2 separate regions of the Homo sapiens genome follow, and region 2 is linked to region 1. The links are chromatin loops, found by intact Hi-C in ENCODE. Cell type or tissue: ascending aorta. All regions are shown on one strand. Each heading gives the region's core, and the rest is flanking DNA. Links, peaks and the distances in the headings are about the cores only. Region 1 overlaps ASB3 (ankyrin repeat and SOCS box containing 3). Region 2 has its middle 270 kb from the start of CHAC2.

The links. Peaks named below come from ENCODE experiments on the same cell type or tissue, not always from the same donor. Only the 100,000 strongest peaks of a DNase experiment are listed, where the experiment ranks them.
Region 2: it touches region 1 in a loop (3-fold over the local background); 2 of 110 quality-filtered maps call a loop at or near these places.

What each region holds. Positions count from the first base shown.
Region 1 is chr2:53,734,545-53,744,621 of GRCh38, reverse strand. The region is part of intron 3 of ASB3 (ankyrin repeat and SOCS box containing 3); the gene reads left to right. The region is part of intron 3 of GPR75-ASB3 (GPR75-ASB3 readthrough); the gene reads left to right. Among named protein-coding and RNA genes, the nearest start is that of CHAC2, 28 kb to the left of the region's middle. In ascending aorta, for the core only: a CTCF peak has its summit at 4,247 (motif pointing right); no DNase peak of the experiment used is centred there; H3K27ac peaks cover 1,795 bases.
Region 2 is chr2:53,496,000-53,506,076 of GRCh38, reverse strand. No RefSeq gene overlaps it. Among named protein-coding and RNA genes, the nearest start is that of CHAC2, 270 kb to the left of the region's middle. In ascending aorta, for the core only: no CTCF peak of the experiment used is centred there; a DNase peak (open chromatin) is centred at 5,698; H3K27ac peaks cover 3,915 bases.

The DNA.
Region 1 (10,077 bases), core at 938-8,937:
GAAGATTAATCTTCAGTGATTGTCATGTAAGCATTTTTACTTGAGGACATGTTCTTTAAAATACGGGTTTGAGTTTTCTTAGATTGAAAGTATGGAGTTTACTAAAAGTTACATTTAAAAAGTGTTAATTTCATGTTCTGGTTTTACTTTTGTTTGTTTTTTTAGTTTTATGGTTCTTGATACAACTTTATATTACACCTATGTTTTATTTTTTTTAATTTTTTTATTTATTTTTTTGAGACAGAGTCTCGCTCTGTCTGCCCAGGCTGGAGTGCAGTGGCACTATCTCGGCTCACTGCAAGCTCTGCGTCCCGGGTTCATGCCATTCTCCTGCCTCAGCCTCTCAAGTAGCTGGGATTACAGGCGCCTGTGACCACGCCTGGCTAATTTTTTTTTTTTTTGTATTTTTAGTAGAGATGAGGTTTCACCGTGTTAGCCAGGATGGTCTAGATCTCCTGACCTCGCAGTCCACCTGCCTCGGCTTCCCAAAGTGCTGGGATTACAGGCGTGAGCCACTGCGCCCAGCCACCTTTCTATGTTTTAACACAATGTCTTTTAATTACTTTTTTTTTTTTTTTTGAGACAGAGTCTCACTCTGTCACCCAGGCTGGAGTGCAGTGGTGCGATCTCTGCCTACTGCAACTTCCACCTCCAGGGTTCAAGGGATTCTTGTGCCTTAGCCTCCCGAGTAGCTGAGCTTACAGGTGCCTGCCACCATGCCAGGCTAATTTTTGTACATTTAGTGGCGATGAGGTTTCACCATGTTGGCCAGGCTGGTCTCAAAATCCTGACCTGAAGTGATCCGCCTGCCTCGGCCTCCCGAAGAACTGGGATTACAGGAGTGAGGCACTGCACCTGGCTTTTAATTCTTTAATGTAAGCAATTATGAAACTAGGATACTTATTATCTTTCTGGTTTTACCTTCATATAATTAAATGTATTTATATAATGTGTTATTTTATTAGTCACATTTGATTAATAGATTTAAACCTCCAGCTTTTAAAGATGAGGAAATCAGTATCCTTATATTGTTCTTACATAACTCTCTTTCTCCCCCCGCTTTTCCAACTTTTGTCAGTTATATTTGCATTGTTAGTGGGAATAACATTTTGCATTTTGTTCTGGCATCTTAAATGCATCATTTAACTTTATTCTTAGTTCCACGGTTAAATAGCTTAGAAGTTTATCACCAGTTATTTTGGCATGTTTTTTCCAGCCTTGTTTGGTTAGCTAAATAATTCCTTTAACACAGTCCTTTAACAGGACCTATGGCAGTACTATTCCCTGAGTTTTTACATGTTCAAAATTGAATAATTTGGCTGGGCGCTGTTGCTCACGCGTGTATTCCCAGCACTTTGGGAAGCTGAGGTGAGAGGATCACTTGAGGCCAGGAGTTCGAGACCAGCCTGGGCAACAGAGTGAGACCACCCCATCTCTGCAAAAAAAAAAAAAAAAAAGGTAAAAAAATTGAATCACTTAAATTGAATAATGATTCAAACTTGAACAGCAGTTTGATCAGGTACAAAATCCTTGAATTACATCCCTTTCCTTGAGAACTTTAAAAATGATGATCCATTCTGTTCTAGAGTTGAAGTCTGAAGCTAGCCTAATTTTCTTCTCTTTTTGTGACAATACTTTTGCTTGTCCATTCCTTATCAGTTTTCTCTGACACAGTGTGTGTCCTTTCAATATGTAGACTTGGATATTTTAAATTTTAGTTAATCTTTCTGGAATTATATCTTTAAATATTTGTCTGTTCTGTTATTATGGTGGTGTTCTTGGGCCAGCGTGTTTACATGTTGGTATCTTATCTGTTTTCAATGTCTATTGTTTTTTCTCTATTTTTCTTTCTCTGTGTTTTTGTTTTACTTTTCCTGTTTTTTTTTTAAGCCTCTATGTTCCTCTTCAGAAATGTCTATTCTGTCTAGTGTTTCTTTCAATTTCAATTGGATTTTTTATGATTGTTTTTGCTTTTCCCAGGTATTTTCTGAATTCAGTTTAAATTATATCATTTCCTGTCAGCCATTTTTTTACTGAGCACTTGTATTTCAGTGTTGGTGCTGTTTTCACAGAGACAATTGCTTCCTTAACTTCTTTTTTAAAATTTACAGTTGTAGATTTAGCTACAATTTTCCTTTGGTTTGTGGTAATATTTTTCAGATGAGAGGTTTTTGCTTTCTTTTGTTGTTGGTCTATTGTTTTTCTATAACTTTTCTTCCTTTATTCTTGTATCTTTGTATGGATTTGTGCTGGTACCTTTGTGATAATTCATCTTGGGAATATGTGAGTTTTTGCTCAATTAGCTGCTTTCAGGAGGTTTATAATAGGAAGGAGGTAGAGGCACATTCCATATTATGGAGTTTTCCTTTAGACTCAGGATTTTTGGACATGAATTCATTTAGCTAGTATCTTTCACTAGCCATTGGGGGTTGGCAGCTGTGGGATTTTTGCAATACAGTTTCCCATTTGTGGTAGCAGAGATAGACCACTTTGTGTGATTCTTTTTTTGGATCCAGTCCCTCTGATTTTCGGATTTCAACTGGTCCAGAGAAGTTCCTGCTGCTAGCCTGTGCATTTTTTCCTGGTACTTAGTTTTGTTCCTCAGAGGGAGCCCCTGACCTTTGAGAAGTGTTCTTTGCTAGCTTTTTCTTAGATGTGCAGCTGACACATCTGTCCTCTTTCTCCCACAAGTACCCAGGATTGATCGTCATTCTTTTGGAGCCCCTTTTACAAATTTTGATCTGGAGTTCAAAAATCTAAAACTAGAATTATAGTTTTACTAAAAATGGAGAGTGTGTTTTTATTTTATTTTTCTTGCTGATGTTGGATTAATTGCTTTTGGATGATTTCTAAGAAAAGTAAAGGGAAATGCCTATATTGTGCTACAATATTAAAATTGGAAGTCCATATTCATTTTTAAAGTAAAACAGAAATTCTCGATTTCAGTATTTTTGTAATAATTTGAATTCTAGTATATGGTAGCAGTGAATAGACCTAGATAAAATCTCCCTCAACCCCAGTCCATACAATACAATCTCTGTTCTAGTTAGGTACCGTAGAGCAGTGCCACTCAAAATGTCAGTCGATTTATATAAGAAGCTTGAACCATTATATAAATCAATATATTGGTTTCTTCATCAAGGAAGTCCTGTCTCAAGGAAAATGTCAGCTAAAATAAAGTGTGCTTAGAGACATAGTTGTTTATATTCTGTTCAAAACTTCTTACCTTGTTGAGGACTGATAACAATTTGCACATTGACAGCCAGTTTGTGACAATGTTGAGTAGCCCTGCTGTACAGCATGCCATGCCTTTGTGGCTATCAAACTGGATTGTTACATGGTTAATGCAATTGTCTCTTCATTCTTCATGATTACTAATGCCATTGGCCAACTAATGATATGTGATTATCATTGGTTAGTATGGCTAAAATGGAAATGTTGCTCCTACATAAATAGGACTCTTTGGGATTAAGGATAGTCTGTCCATACACTTTTTCTTTGATAGGGAACTCCCAGAATATTTTGTTTCTCTAAGCCTTAGTATGGGTCATTCTTACAAGGTGGATCTAGTAAGGAGAATACTGCTGTATGAATGCTTCAAAAAGTTGAATAATTTCTGAAAGTAGTAGAATTACAGTGTTATAGCCCTAGAAGAAGGTGTAAGTTTAGGGATGTGTTATCTAAATCAAATGTTTCTTGACTCTGCTGCTGGGGAGACATACGGAAAAATAAACAATATATAATAGGATAGTGGAATTTTAGCTTTTTGTCTTTTAATACTTTCATTTGATTGAAGGATGTATTTTTCTGGATATGGTCTCTGATGTCTAATTGGCCATTAGACTTCTCCCTGTCTGTTAGAAACCATGAGAAATGTCAGTGATAACGTGGATGATTGGATTGGGATATTCGCCACAACGTTTTTGTTATATCCCTAACATAATGAGTTTTGCCCAGAAGATCATGGTTTTTCCCATCAGTATGCATCTTTAAGATTGTTAGCCACTGGGCAGACATGAAGAAATTTATAAAACAGAAATATAACTTTTTAGTATAATTTTTAAAAAATTCTGTATATCAATAAAATACTACATTTCAGACTAAAGATTTTAATAATTGTTCTGCTGCCTTGGGTATAAGTAAAGTGCTGGAAAAACATAAACTTGAGGATACATAGAATAAATGGACAACACTGGAAAAAAAAATTCCTTTGTCATAGCAATAATGGAGTTTCTTTTCTAGTGCCACCAGATGTCAGTATGAACACAGGACCAGAGAAATACTGCAGGAGATAAATGTTCTTACAAATGTTCCTTTTTTGGTTCATGAAAGAGGTGGGGGAAAAAAGTTTTACATAAACTAGCTATACAATGAAAAAATAATTTTACTGTTCAATTGTATAGAAAAATGAAATGCATAATGGAGAACAGAGTACATGTAGAACTCAAAAAAGTAGAGATACCATTAAAAATTCATATATAATTCAAATGTAAAATTGAATATATAGATGATTTCTGCATAGCCAGCCAGCCTGCTGCTATAACTGGAGGAGATGGACAGCCTGTGGTTAAACTTTTCGTTACAGACTTACTGACCATGTCATTTTTTAGAATTATTGTCAAAATCTGAGCCTCAAAATGAAAGACTAGGCTGGGTGTGGTGGCTTATGCCTATAATCTCAACATTTTGGGAGGCTGAAGTGGGAGGATCACTTGAGCCCATGAGTTCAAGACCAGCCTAGGCAACATAGCAAGACCTTGTCTCTACAAAAAATGGAAAATGAGCTGTGTGGGTGGTGCATGCCTGTAATCCCAGCTACTCATGAGGTTGAGGTGGGAGCATCGCTTGAGCCCAGGAAGTTGAGGCTGCAGTGAGCCGTGAATGTGCCACTGTCCTCCATCGTGGGTAACAGAGCCAGACCCTATCTTAAGAACAAAACAAAACAAACAAAAAAATGAAACAGTATATTTTCTAGCTAATAGAGATAAAACTCACTGTAATTTTCATTTGGTACAAAATTGTGTTTATAATTGTAATTTGTACAGAATTGTTATGGTAATTCCCTAGAACTCATAGTCACATTAAGCATTTTTCTAAAAGAGCATTCACTAAGATAATTACATTTAAAAAATGTCCCTTAAAAAAGCTTTTTCTTTAATGAATGCTATATTAAACAATGATCATTATTTACTATTTCTAGTTAGATTTAGTACTTACATGTATGTATAGGTCTACCATATTTCTCCCAGATGAGAGTCCCGTTTTGAGTTCTTGCTTTCATGAAATCTTCACATGGGGCTTTGCTTGTAACTGTACTCAATATGTTGCATGCCACAACTGAGTTGATTTTGGTCAAAAGTTTTGTGTGGGTCAAAGGCTGCTTCTAGTTTCTCAATTTCCTGTTTTCAAAAATATTTTGTTACCTAAGATATGTTTTTCCAGATTGCTTCATTTTTCCTCTAATTTAGGAAATGGAAAAAGGTGTTTTTTCAAAACCAGAAAATGTCTCCCTAGAAATTATTGCAGGATATGTTCTCATGCCATTTTTGCTTTCTTAAGCATTTACAATTAGAGATTTCTTCCATACTATGTTATATGATCCATTGTGGGAAAAGCAGTGTTCCTACCCTCAGAGGTTCTGGCTTTTCTCTTCTACCTGTTTGGAGTCTTACCTGTTTGGATTGAAGAGGGGAAAGTCTTTCTCCCATATCTCTGTGTACTCCAGACACTTGGAGCTCTGCCTTCTGAAATGCGGTCTTTTATTTCATCCTTAATCTTTTTCCTTGGTCTCTGGTCCCTATTGGATACCATTTTTTAATACCAGATACTATGATTCTGCTTTCTTTTTCTTTCTAGGAACCCACAGTACTTTTCTAGCTTCTAGAATTACACCTTATCTTTCTGTCTTTGACACTTACTCCAAGACCTGCAGCTGATCGCCTGGCTCTCTGTTTCCAATGCTAAATGGGTATCTTGAAGACAGGTATACCTAGTATTCTAGGTTAAATTTCAATTCAATTCAATTCTAATCTCTAGACCAGTCCTACCCAATAGAACTTGGAATTGTCCTATATCTACATTGTCCCTTATGATGGTCACTAGCCACATGGGGCTCTTGAACACTTGAAGTTTGTCTGGTTTGATTGAAGAACTCAAATTTTAATTTTATTCCATTTTAATTAATTAAAATTAAAATTTAAACAGCCAAATGAAGCTTCTGTCTTCTATATTGGAGAACAGTTCTAGAGAGCAACAGAATGAGTGCAGTTCTTCATACATCCTTAACTGAACAGTAGTCCTGTTTTATTTTTGAAATATTTATCTCCTTTGCCCTAACATGTGGTCCTAGATGGGTCTCACATAAAAAGGCGAAGGAGCAAAGAAACACCAGCTTAGCCAACTAGTTTTGCTTATCAATAGGATGGTAAAAGTCACAACTGAATTTTTCTCATTATCCTCCATTGATTAGGTGATTATCAGGCCTCTACACTATCAGGCTTAGTTCCTGATATCATGGGCTTACAATTTAATTGAGGATATTATAATAACCAGAATTCAAGATAGGCTGTAATAAATACCATAAGAGGTACACAGTATATGAAGCTTAGTTCTGTCCTAATTACTGTGTTGTTATTCTGCTGTGGATTTATCTATTTCTTGTCTCTTCTCTCTCCCTGTTTCTTTAGGTTTTAAATCATTTTTCAATTAATATACACTTTAGTATTATTGAGTAAATAGGACAGTGTTCAGTTTGATTTTTATTCTGATGTGTTTTAAAAAATTCAGGGTATACTATATGCACATTAGGAATATTTTAGATATTCAAAGTGTTCTCGAAATTTTCGTTTTGAAATTCCCTTCAGAATTTGTGGCAGTCTTTTTTTTTTTTTTTTTTTTCCTTTTTTAAAACGTCCTGGACAATTTCACATACACAAAAGCTTGGAGACATCCTTCCCCTTCCTCTCACAAGTACCCAGGATTGATCTCCATTCTTTTGGAATAGTATGGTCTCATCACTCTGACTTAGCCAGAAGTCTTAGGAGTTCCATGGCCCCTCAGTAGTGTTTGACTTCTAATTATTTCTGTTCCATTCTTGACCCTTAAGCAGTTTTTATTTGCCTTACCTTGTACATGTGCAACCTACGCTTGAACCAAGGACCCTTGGGCAACTTCCACACAGAGGCCTCCTGTCTGCACAATTCACTCTTCTCTAGGGCCTTACCTGCAGATTTCAACCACTTAAATTCTAATCTCTGTCTCCTCAGTTTACTACTGCACTTGAGCCTCTTTCCTCTGGTTGGAGTACACCTTTCCCAACCTTACTGTTGCTCTACTTGGACTTCAGCTCACTGTACCGTAACGGGGAAATGTCCCCAGGTACAGAGCTGGGGTGATCATGGGCTCATCTCTTGTGTTTCACTTCTCTCGGGAATCACAGTTGTCTGCCTGTTGATTAATACCCGAGTAAGTTACCTTATATATTTTGTCCACTCTTATGATTGTTTTGGATGGATGGCTAGTTTAGTACCAGTTATACTGTCATATCCCAAAGTATAATTCTGAAGCTTATTCAATTTGGCGAGGGAATCTTAAAAAGAGAAATCAATATCTTCTTTTAGACATATTTTTTTCTTTTTTGAGACAGAGTCTTGCTCTGTTGCCTAGGCTGGAGTGCTGTTGCATGATCTCGGCTCACTGCAACCTCCGCTTCCTGGGTTGAAGTGATTCTTGTGCCTCAGTGTACTTGGGACTACAGGCATGCACCACCACACCTGGCTAATTTTGTATTTTAATAGAGACTGGGTTTAAACATGTTGGTCAGGAATTCCTGACCTCAGGTGATCTGCTCACCTTGGTCTCCCAAAGTGCTGGGGTTACAGGTATGAGCCACTGTGCCCTACTCAATTTTTTTTTTTTTTTTCTGAGATGGAATCTCACTCTGTCGCCCAGGCTGGAGTGTAGTGGCGCGATTTCGGCTCACTGCAAGCTCCGCCTCCTGGGTTCACACCATTCTCCTGCCTCGGCCTCCCAAGTAGTTGGGACTACAGGCGCCCGCCAACATGCCTGGCTAATATTTTTGTATTTTTAGTAGAGACAGGGTTTCACCGTGTTAGCCAGGATGGTCTCGATTTCCTGACCTCGCGATCCGCCTGCCTCGGCCTCCCAAAGTGCTGGGATTACAGGCGTGAGCCACCGCACCTGGCCTCCAATTTTAAGGTTATTAATTTATGTCACCACCACCTGGATATGATAGTTCCACTTTTACCACATCCCTGCCGGATACTTACTCTGTGTTTCATTTTAAATATTCTGGTGGGTGGTGTTGTGGGTGCTCACTGAGGTTTTCATTTGCATTTCCCTAATGGAATGACAAGAAGGTGAGTACTTTTCCATGTATTTTATTAGCTATTTGCATATCCTCCTTTGTGAAGTTCCTGCACAAATTTTCTCATGTTTTAAAAATAATTTATCTTTTTATTGATTTAAGGAGTTCTTAATTTTAACGTGGTCCAATTTATCACTATTTACCTTTATGTTTATTGCTTTTAATATGAAGATTAAAAATTATTTTTCTATTCCAAGATCAGTTTGTAGATTTTTCCTTTCTTTTTTTTTTTTTTTTAGAAGGTTTGTTGTTTCTAAATCCAATCTGGAATTTAATTCGCAATCCATCTGAAATTGGGTATTGTGTGGGACAGGGGTGAAGATTTTTTTCCCCATATGGATATTCAGTGGACCCAAAACCATTGTCACCTTTGTCATAAAAGTGACCATTTGTTGAAGGTATCTGTTTCTGCAGTTTCAGTTGTTTTATTAGTCTCTTTCTCTATCCTGTGCCAATACCATGCTACCTTAATTATTCCAGCTTTATTAGTTTTGATAGCTGCTTGTATGAGTCCTCTGGCTTTATTCTACATGATTTTTTTGGCTTTATTTGGCCCTTTACATTCCCATCTGTATGAATCAGTTTTTGTTTTTTTTTTTCCAACTATTAAGACAATACCTGTAGCACCTTTGGGTATTTTGATTGGGCTCACATTGAATCGTTAGATTGTTTTGGGGAGAATTGATATTTTTAAAATAGTGAATCTTTATATCTATGAACATGGTGTATTCTACTTTTTTTTTTTTTTTTAGATCTTTGCTTTTCTCAGTAGTATTTTGTAGTTTACAGTTTAGAGGTTTTGCATGTTTTATTAAATTTATGCCTCCAGGTCTGTGTTAGGCATGTTGATTTTAAGGGGCTGATAGAATGTCTGGATGGAAATACTTGGCAGGTATTTGGAAATTTGGTTCTGGACCATGAGGGAAAGTTCAGTTAGGAGCAATCATTCGCCTAGAGATGAATTTGCTCAGTAACGTTTCAGAATTGAACAAATTCACTAATAGAGAACATGTATAGGCCGGGCGTGGTGGCTCATGTGTGTAATCCCAGCACTTTGGGAGGCCGAGGCAGGCTAGTCACTGGAGGTCAGGAGTTTAAGACCAGCCTAACTAACATGGTGAAACACCATCTCTACTAAAAGTACAAAAATTATCTGGGCATGGAGGTGTACGTCTATAATCCTAGCTACTAGGGAGGCTGAGGCAGGAGATTCGCTTCAACCTGGGAGGTGGAGGTTGTAGTGAGCCAAGATCGCACCACTGCACTCCAGCCTGGGCAACAGAGCAAGACTCCATCTCAAAAAAAAAAAAAAAAAAACTTGTATAAAGTAAAGGAATAAAAAAATAAATAGAGATTGAAGACAGAATCCTGGTGAGTCATCACATTTCTGAAATAGTAGGATAGAACAACTAAACTAAGAAGAATGAGTTGTTAGAGAAAGTTGTAACACCACAACAGTGCTGTTGACATGGAGAAAAAAGTTTATGTTAGAGAAATATGGGGAATTTAATGCCAGAGGCAGTAGGAACTGAATAGGAGGTTCAAGGCTGAGAAAAGGCCATTGAATTTGATGATGATTTTCAAGGGAATAGCTTTACATGAATTATGGCAGTAGAATTTGCATGATAGTTATTGATTAAGTGATTAAAAGGTCCATGGAGGCAGGTATTTTTGTCTCTTGTTCACTTCTG
Region 2 (10,077 bases), core at 1,645-9,644, 240 kb after region 1:
TGTGTGTTTAGAGTTTTGAGCTGAGGAATCCAGGAGTGGCTAACCCAGAGGGTCATTCTTTACTGATGAGGAACGCCTAAGCCTTTGGACAGTCCTGTGGAATGTGGGCTGTACAGGGGATTGAGGCCTTTTGTTTTTGGGTAAATGAAAATTGCCAGGTGGAGGTTGTTAGGGGAGGGTGTTAAGTAAAAATGCTATATAATCTGCATGTTTTCTGCAGAATGGCAGTTCTCCTGTCCAGCCTACCACCTCTGGGCCATTCCCATATGTAAGTTTCCCTCAATAAACCCCATGCCTTGTTTGCTGGCTCTTGGTCTCCTATTTGTCCTTTTGAAACTGGTGCCATCCCTATTGAAGTTAGTAGGGGTCCAGCACAACCATGGGCTGTTTCCTGGGGTCCTGATGTACTTAGTATTTAACCATCCGTGTGAGCATGAGAATTAGGTAAACATATGGATTAAAATTGTGCACACTTACAGTATTGACTTAGATATGTTCACTCATAAACATCATCTGATGGTTAAAGTCCTGCTTAATATCAGGTTGCATGGAGTAGGACAATGAGCTTTGTACACAAAACAAAAAAACGAACTTTGTAAACAGGCTATTTTTATGCCTCATATGTCTTAATTTGGTCAACATGATTTGGAGATGAAATTTTAATTTTTGAAATGAGTGAATCCTCATTGTGCATAATCTAGAGATAATTGAGGTAATTGCTGACTATAACTGGGAGAATGGGGGTGGCACCTTCTTTTTTTCTTATTTAGCTTTTTTCTCTCTTCCTCTATAGCTGCCTCCCATTGCAATGAGACTTTTCTTGTTTTAATATGTCTCATAATTTGCAAACTGAGCAAATCTTTATTAAGCAACTCTCATGTGCATATCACTGTGCTAGTTGCCCCAAAGGCACAAAGATTAAAAAAGGTAGTCCTCGATCTTAAGGTCAAGTGGAAAAAAGGAGGTAACACTTTTTCCACTGGGGGGAAAAAGCTTAGAAGGCTTCATTTAATCTGGACCTTCAAGGACAGGTAGGGTTTTGACGGATGGTAAGGGCTTGCTGGTAGAGAGAACTGGGTGGGAAGACTTAGAGTTGGGAAAGTGTTTGCATGCAGGTAAATAGTCCAAAGTCAGGCCTGGAGATGGGGGTTCTTTTTCATGTATATCTTGGGAACCTGGGGGTTGTGAGGGAGGATAAGAAAGCTTGGCAGGGAGAATACTATTGTGCTAAAGGAAGTGTTTGATGCAGCTTGAGCTTTAACATCTGCTGGTCTATTCTAAGTGGACAAGAGCCAGGATATGCACGGTTCTGAGTGGTTATCCAGAGTGAAGAGAAAGCTGTACCTGTAAAGGTGGCCCTCTCTAGAATTGAGGGGCTTGAGAGAGCCTGAGGAGACAGTGAGCTGGGACGCTGGTAGGCTGCTGGGACTTGGTCTCTGTTCCCTGCCTCCCTCCCATTCCTCACCATCTGAGGCTGATGAGGCGTAGCCAGCTTCCTTGGCAATGTTTTTTTTTTGTTTGTTTGTTTGTTTTTTTTCTGGCTGCATAAGAATTGTCTGGGGTTCTTTTAAAAACTCGAGACTGCTCAGGTCCACTCTAAATCTAAATCAGTGAACGTCTGAAGTCCACTGAGTTTAGGTGTATGCAATTTAATCCTTTGCTGAGTTTGAGTGTATGCAGCTTAATCCTTGCAATGATATTGCGGCAGAGCTACATTACATGACTTCAGGGGGCTCAAAATAAGTAAGTGGTCTGAGAAAATGGCAAAGCCAAGGCCTAGCACTAAGATAATTAGCTCCCAGGCCCCTGCTTTTTCTATTACACCAGTGCTGTCTCAACAACAAGACCGGCTCTCCTCAAAGCCAACTGTAAATGTTTTCAAATCATGGCATGTTCTGGCCTTGTTTTGTATGAAGACATTAGTCCCTGGGGAATATTTCAAAGCAAAGTCTTCTTTTCAGCATGCGTAGTTGGGCACTTGTCATTTAAGTTTCAAGAGAGAGGAGAGGGTATATATATCAAGTATTCCCTGGCTTCTGTTAAAATTACCTTGGGTTTTGGAAGATTTTGTTCATGTTTTAAACCTTTTGTTCCTGAGGTGCTATTCTGGATGGTCAGGTGATGAGCAGGTTTCAAAAGAAAGAATGATACATTTCAAGTTGTCTGCTTAATGATGTTCAAAAGAAGCCGGTGTAGGTGATTGGAGTGTGAACCCATGGGCAGGGTATGTTTTAATTTCCATTTAAAGTGGGGCGCAAGCCTGTGGGGAGCCAGCCTGACCTCATTTAACTGGCAAAAGGTAGATATGTGCATAGCTAATAAGAAAGCATTTTATATTTGTAAAAGGCTTTATGCTTTGAAAGTTCTTTGACACATTTTATTATACTTTTGATTCCTCTAATAGTCCCAAGAGGAGGTCAGTATTATTATAACCTCTTTGGCTATATGGAAAATGAGATGTAAAAAAATGTAGCAGTGTGCCCAATGTCACCTATAATCCCACAATCACATTGGCACAATTACAGTTCTAGAGATCATGTCTGATGCTGTTTCTGTTACAGTAAAAGCAACCACGAGACAGGGTACACTCTCCCCTTTTAAATTAAAGTGAGATCACTGTATTACTAGGTATCACTTCTGACTGTGTGGATTCATTGATCAATCAGGCAAAAAACTTCATTCCTTTGGACTCTAAAATCCTCTTTTGAATAAATGAGGATGACAAAGGAGCCCTAAGTCTCCTTGATATCTTAAAATTGTGTTTTTCTTCTAGTGGTTTACTTTCCGTGGAACATTACATGCTTCCTTACCCCACTTCCAGGGAAGGTCAAGTGTATTTTAGCCTGCTTCCCAGGATTGGATTGGATATTTTGGATTTCGTAAGCATGTCTAAAAACCCTTAAGACTGCTTTTTTTTACCCCAAGAATTGAAGTGGGGGAGGTAGGGAATCAACTCAGCTAATGAGGTCCATCTTTTCCCTTAATGTGCATAAAGTATAGCTATGCTATGATATCATTAAAAATTCTTTCAGAGCTATTTGGTAGAGATACTTGTAGAAAAAAATAGAAAGATGGAAGGAAGACAGAAGAAAAACCCAGCCTGTTCTGGCAGAAGGCTGTTCTGATAATTCTAAAATGCAAAACATAGGTGTTGGAAAAGAAAAGGCATCAACAGGGTGAAGAAGCAGAGAGCATTAGTTAAGAGGCCTTTAGAATCCATAATGCCAGCCTCCTCATTTTATAGATATGGAGCTTATGCTTGAGAGAGGTACATACCTTACCCAAAGTCATATGGCAGGCAATGGCAACGCCAGGCTGGAAAGAAGGGTGCCAATTTTTGAATGTCTATTTTGTCAGGGGCTTTAAAAATCCCCCAATTTCTATGAGTTCATGTCCTTTGTAGGGACATGGATGAAGCTGGAAATCATCATTCTCAGCAAACTATCGCAAGGACAAAAAACCAAACACCCCATGTTCTCACTTATAGGTGGGAATTGAACAATGAGGACACATGGACACAGGAAGGGGAACATCACACACCGGGGCCTGTTGTGGTGTCGGGGGAGGGGGGAGGGATAGCTTTAGGAGATATACCTAATGTAAATGAGAAGTTAATGGGTGCAGCACACCAACATGGCACATGTATACATATGTAACAAACCTGCACGTTGTGCACATGTACCCTAAAACTTAAAGTATAATAATAATAAAAAAAAAACTCCCGATTTCATGGGTTGAAGTATGTTTCTCTCAGTTTCCCATTTTCCCAGTCCCAATTCATATGTTGACATCCTTACCCCAGTACCTTGGAATATGACTTTATTTGGAGATAGTCTTCATGAGGTTAAGAGGTAAGTCAAGTTAAAAAGAGGTCATTGGGTGGACTCTAATCCAATGTGACTGGTGTCCTTATAAAATGGGGAGATTTAGATACCCATGAGCTTACAGAAACAACACCATGTGGGCTGGGTGCAGTGGCTCACGTCTGTAATCCCAGCACTTTGAGAGGCCGAGGTGGGTGGATCACGAGGTCAGGAGTTTAAGACCAGCCTGGCCAACATGGTGAAACCCCATCTCTACCAAAAATATAAAAATTAGCTGGACATGGTGGCACGCATCTGTAGTCCCAGCTACTTTGGTGGCTGAGGCAGGAGAATCACTTGAACGTGGGAGGCGTAGGTTGCAGTGAGCTGAGATTGCACCACTGCACTCCAGCCTGGGCGACAGAGCGAGACTCCATCACACACACAGAAAAAAGAACACCATGTGAACATGAAGATGGACATTTACAAACCAAAGAGAAAGACCTGGAACACAGCCTCCTCGAACAGCCCACAGGAATAACCAACCTGTCCACACCTGGATCTCAGACTTTCAGCCTCCAGAACTGGGAGACAATAAATCTGTTGTTTAAGTCACCCAGTTTGTGGTACCTTGTTAGGGCGGCTCTAGGAGATGGTTACCCCCAACAACTTCTTTGGTGGGTATTGTTTTTCTTGTAATATTTAATAGTTGAGGAGGCCGAAAAGTTGTTAAGCAGGGGAGTTATGTTAGATTTCAAAGTCCATGCAGCTTTTGCCATGTGATGTGGCTCTGCTGGGAGGAAGAGCTACGAGTTAAATAGGTCTTTCCTCTCCTCCTTTACCCTACATTATTTAGGTGTGAAACTGTCATGGAAGCCCTCAGTGCATTTAGTGACCACCCAGCTTTACAGTTGAATCATGAAGTTTTTTTTTTTTTTCCCCCTCAAGAGAGGGTTTTTCCTCAAGTGTTTTCAACTGTGAGAATTGGTAGGCCACAGGTCTAGGTGGATAAGCTCTTAGCTTTAGCAGTTGGAGAATTTAAACTCTTCAGTATATCAAGTGGTTTGTTTCACTTTAAACCCAAACGTCTACAGCTGCAAGTAGAAATAGTACAACCAGTCAAATGTCAGGTCACAATTATGCAGAAATTAAGATGCAGTGTTTCTTTTCAACACCAGGAAGCCCACTGTGAACGGGGCTAAAATGTGAGGTTAGGAAGCCCACTGGAGTGATTGCTATTAAGCAGTCTTAAAAGCTACTTAGGTTGAGAAGATGTGTGGTTGTTTCATTTTTTTAAACAGTTCCAAAAAAATGGTTTCTCTCAGTGTTGGCCTGTAAACTCTAATAGTTTGTTTTGCAAATCAAGGTAACTGTTTTGTAGAAAAATTATGTTTTATAGAATCATGTTTTGTAGAAAAAGCATATTTAAGTAATTTTTGTTTTTGTCTTGAAAAATCTCGAAACTTCAGCTTCCTTAGCTATGAAATGTGGTAAGATCTGCTTCATGAGATTTTTGTGGGTGTGAAATGAAGTGTGTGTTAGGAATTTTGGGAAGGTAGAAAGTCGTACACCAAAGTAAATAGTAGTTTTAATTAGACTGTCAGTTTACCCAGGTAAACGTTAAAATAGCCTTAGAATCCATTCATTCAGAAGTGAAAGCCAAGGCTCCCTTCTCCTATTTTTGAAGACCAGAGTGAGTATATTTGTGTATGGCATACGACAATACTTTGGGGCAAAACGTAAGTGAATTCAAGGTCTTGATATTATTAACTGACATGTTCCTCCTCTCACTCTTGATAAATGGCTTACAGCTACATCTAAAGGTTTTCACTCTATTTGTTCTTGTATTTCTGGCTCTACTGAGTCAGGCATGGTTTGCACTGGCCACGGTCCAAGGTCTGAGTTTTTAAAAAAGTGAAGAAGACAAGCAGCTGTGTTGTACCCATAGCACCAAACCCAGTCACATAACACAACCTCACTGTTCCCTCTTATAGCCATCTAGGTGGGTTTATGGCAATCAGGGGCAAAGAAAAGGAAAAAGGTATATGCAGTTCCGGGAGATTTGCTGGGAGGAGGTGGCAGAAGGTGCATGCAGAAGTGGGGAGTGTGGGATTGGAGCGCAAGGGGGCCATGTAGAAGCGTGCCTCTGGAGACTTCCTTGGTTTGAATTCCAGCAGTTTCCCATCTATGCCAAAGTTTTCTCATTTATAAAATGTGAATGATGAAAGTCTGGTGATAAAACAAGTTATATATGTAGGCCAGCACATGGCAGCACTCGATGCTGGCCATTGTTACTCTCTTATTTTGATGATCTGTTTGTGTGTCCTCTTCCCCTGTTAGACTGGGAGCTCCTTGAGGATGTCTTGTTCATCTTTCTGTCTGCTAATATGAATATTGTTGAAGGAATGAACCAAAAGGACTACAGGAGTCTTGTTTACCTTCAACGTCTCTCTTAGCCTCATCTATCATTATTCTTGAGGATAACATGAAAGTAAGTTGGAGGGGTTTGGTTACCCAGCAGTTGGCAGGGATGGGGTGAGAAATCTCTCCATTTTTTTTGAAACCATTTGGTTCTGGTTGTAGACAAGACATACGAATACTATGGCTCACTGATAGCCCCTCAGTGTCGACAGCAGCAATTTTAAAAGTTAAGGGTCAAAAGAGGCATTGGAGGTTTGTTGTTACTTAGAATGTGCAAGCAAGCGTCTGCCTAGAACAAAGTGGCTGAATATAAAATTTGCCTTGAATGAGCAGCATCAAGGATAAGGTCATTTCTTTACTGATATTGAGTGGCTCATTTGTTATCACAGTCCTCTGCTGTCCTGTCTCTGCCTTTCTTTCTGGCTTTGCAGGGCCTTGCCTGCCCTTCCCTCCTGTCTTTGCTCTCCTCTGCTGTCAGCGTTGTTTGTGTAGAGGCCAATCCCCATCCTAAGAGAGCGGGTGACTCAAGGGAAGAACCGCATGTCCTTACATTTCCCACCTTTCACCGCTTCCTCATCCCACATTGATCAAGACAAAAGTAAGCACTCAATAAATGTTGGCCGGATTTCTTCCTGCCTCCCTCTCTTTTCCCCGAAGCCAAACAGGCCAAACTTGGCTACACATAGCTTTGAGGCTCATACAATTGAACACATTTTCTAGGGTCACAACTGAACAACTAGATCAGCTCACATGCTGTTAGGAATAGTAAGTAGCAGGTAATTCAGTGGGTTTAACACCCAGAATGGATTTCACTTTTCCCAGCTCTCAGTTTTGAAGCCTTACTGATGTGTAGCAGGAAACATAGCACTGTTATTGTAAATCCAGTAGAATACAGGGTCCTGCAAGTCCTGTATAGTGGCCTTATCACTGTGAACACCAGCATAGTCATGGGGAAGTTGGTCTGGGTAGCAGAGGGTTTTGGCCTGTTTATGGGGGCAGTCTCCTCTTCTGCTGTCACTGTTAGATCACATGTTGGGGTCCCTTGTGAAGCCCATGTTCTGTGGATTCCATGTCTGCCCCTTATTTTAGTCATACCGGATTTGTGAAAATGGTTTTTTAGAGGGTAATAGTCTGGCTGTCCTTTAGAAATTATATATTTTAAGTGGATGGTTGCGAGAGACTTGGAGTTTTCTAGAAGATTTACTTCAATTAAATTGTGTGTGAGGTATGTGTGTTAGGGGTGCGTGTCAGGGAGGTCCCAGGAAAGCTTTAGAACCAGCTGGGCCATTTCAATGTTCAGAATGAAAACAGAAAAGAAAAGTTTACCTTTGTATCCTGGAAGGGGTAGATGGGAAACATGTATTCCATACTTTTGGAGTTTATTTTGGCAGCAGGACATAGCCTATTTCTTTGGCACACTGTGTCTAGTGGATTACATCATGGGCATTTGTTTATTCTGCCTTGTGGAAAAGATCTCTCAAAGGCAGAGCTGTGTCCAAACAGAATCTAGTCAGCTGTGTGAATTCTTGCACAAACCAGGGGACTATGGGTAGTCACTTTATATGATCCATGTATGAATGAATGCAACATTGATGAACAGTATAGCACCATGTAAGGCAGCAATCAGTTTCTAACTGTAGATGAGGGAATATTTATTATGAGATGGAAAAAGAATTCATAAACCAGCATTTCCCCATGTGAGTTCCATGGAAGACTAGTCCCTAAATATGATCCACAAAACGATGGTTGAGTGGAGCTCTGTGGTTTAATATGTTTGGGAAACTCTGCGAACCATATACTCCTTAGAAATTCATGATGTGGATTAACTTGTTAATGACTCTGAGAAGTCCTCCAGTAAAAATACCAGAGTTTGTTTAGCCCAATGTTTCCCAAACATATTTTAGTTTGGACCACTTTTTTGTGCATAATACCAATGAATATCCTGGATAGTGGTGTTGTAACATGCTTGGAAATCTCTGTAATAAAGCGCAAGCCTTTGGACTAGTGGGGAGGGAATTGTTTTAAACTGTACTCATTCTGGAAAAGTTATTTTCTTCCCGTCGGAACCTAGAGAAACCTACACAGTGCCCTGTACTCAGTAATGCACAGAAGGTGTTATTTTCTAGTAGGCATTTTTGCAGAATGAGTGTTAGGGAAGAAATGCATCTCAGTATCTCTGCAATGGTTCTGAATCTGTGTGGAAGTAAATAGAACAAGAACTATTAATAGCTAGATTTGCTGAATGATAGTACAGGCTGAACACTGAGTTGCTGCATAAGTAGAAGACGAGGTTTCTCTCTATTCGTTTGTAAGTATTTGTTACCCACTGGCTTCTAGCATCATGCTACACTTCAAGGATATAACTCTGAAAAAGACATAGCCCCTACTTTCAAGGACTAGTGAGGAAGACCTAAAAGTACACAGGCCATGACACTTCAGTGTGAAGCATGCTATGATCAGGGAAGATCAGGGAGGACCCACCAGGGAGAAACACCCAATCAAGCCTTGTTGGATAACAGCAAAGTTTGTTAAAAGGAGGTGACAGCCAAGCAGAGGTATGAAGGGTGGAGAGTGGGGATTGGGAAGAATGTCCTGGGCAGAGTAACAGCCTGGGCAAAGGCTGGGAGGAGAGCAAGTGTGGCACGTTTGGAGGACTTAGAGATGAGTGGGCTGGAACACCATGTCTTAGGTGTGGGAGTGGCTGGAGAGGGGAGATGCTGAACAGGGGTTGCTAGATTGTGAAGAGCCCTGCCTACCATGCTGAAGGGTGTCTTTTCTCTCCTTGATAAGCATAAGGAACTGGTACAAAAAGGTGAGGAGCCTGGATTAGTGGATGAGCAGTCTGCTCAGGGACAGAAACTGGATTAGTGGATGACCTGGGATCAGATAATAAGAGAAAAAGTTCTGGGGAGAAGTATCCTCCCAAAGCTGCCAGTCTATGCATTCCACCAACACACCACTGAGGAGAAATCGGCAATTAGGCCAGAAACACACAGGAGTCGCACGTTTGTATGACTGGTGGTTTCCTTGAGTGGATAGTATGTACACCTCTTTAGTGTCCATATTATTCGTTAGCCGACTGCATGTTATTTATTACAGAGTTTGCATTAATGTACTCTCAGCTACTCCTTGTTTATTCTCACTTACTCTACAAGTATTTATTGTGCTTTTGGCAGTGCCAGGTGCTAAAGATATAATACATGACACAATAGTTACAGTCTGCCCTACAGTCTGGAGTGGGAGACTGACATTATTCAACAATCATACTAATAAACGTAAAATTACAACTTTGATAAGGGCCATTAGGGAAAGTACATGGTGTTATGTGATCATAGTCTTGAGGGGCAGGAAAAGCCTCCCTGAGAAGGTGGGCTTTAGGCCAACAGCAGAAGAATGAACAGGAGTTAACTAAGTAGGCTGAGGGCAGGGGACAGTGAATAGCACCTGCAGCAAATGAGGGTCTGGTTCATTTAAGGAACTGAAAGGAGCTGGTGTGACTGGAGCCCATGGAGCAATGGGGAGTGGAGCAATAGGGATTGGGGAATTAAAAGATTTTAGACTCTACAGAGCCTTATAGATGTGTTGAATTTGCTTTTGTTCCAAGAGTGGGAAAACCAGTGGAGAGTTTTAAATAAGAGGTTATATCTCCAGATTTGTGCTTTGAAAAGATTATGCTGGTCACATCATGGAGAGTATATCGGAGGCAGCCAGAGTGGGTATGTAGACCTGGCTGCTGTGGGACTGTGGGTGGTGCCTTGGACTAGGGTGGTAGCAGTGGAGGTGGGGAGGAAATAATTCAAAAACCACTTAGGAAGTAAGCTTTACAGATACGTGATGCGTTGTGTATGGAGCA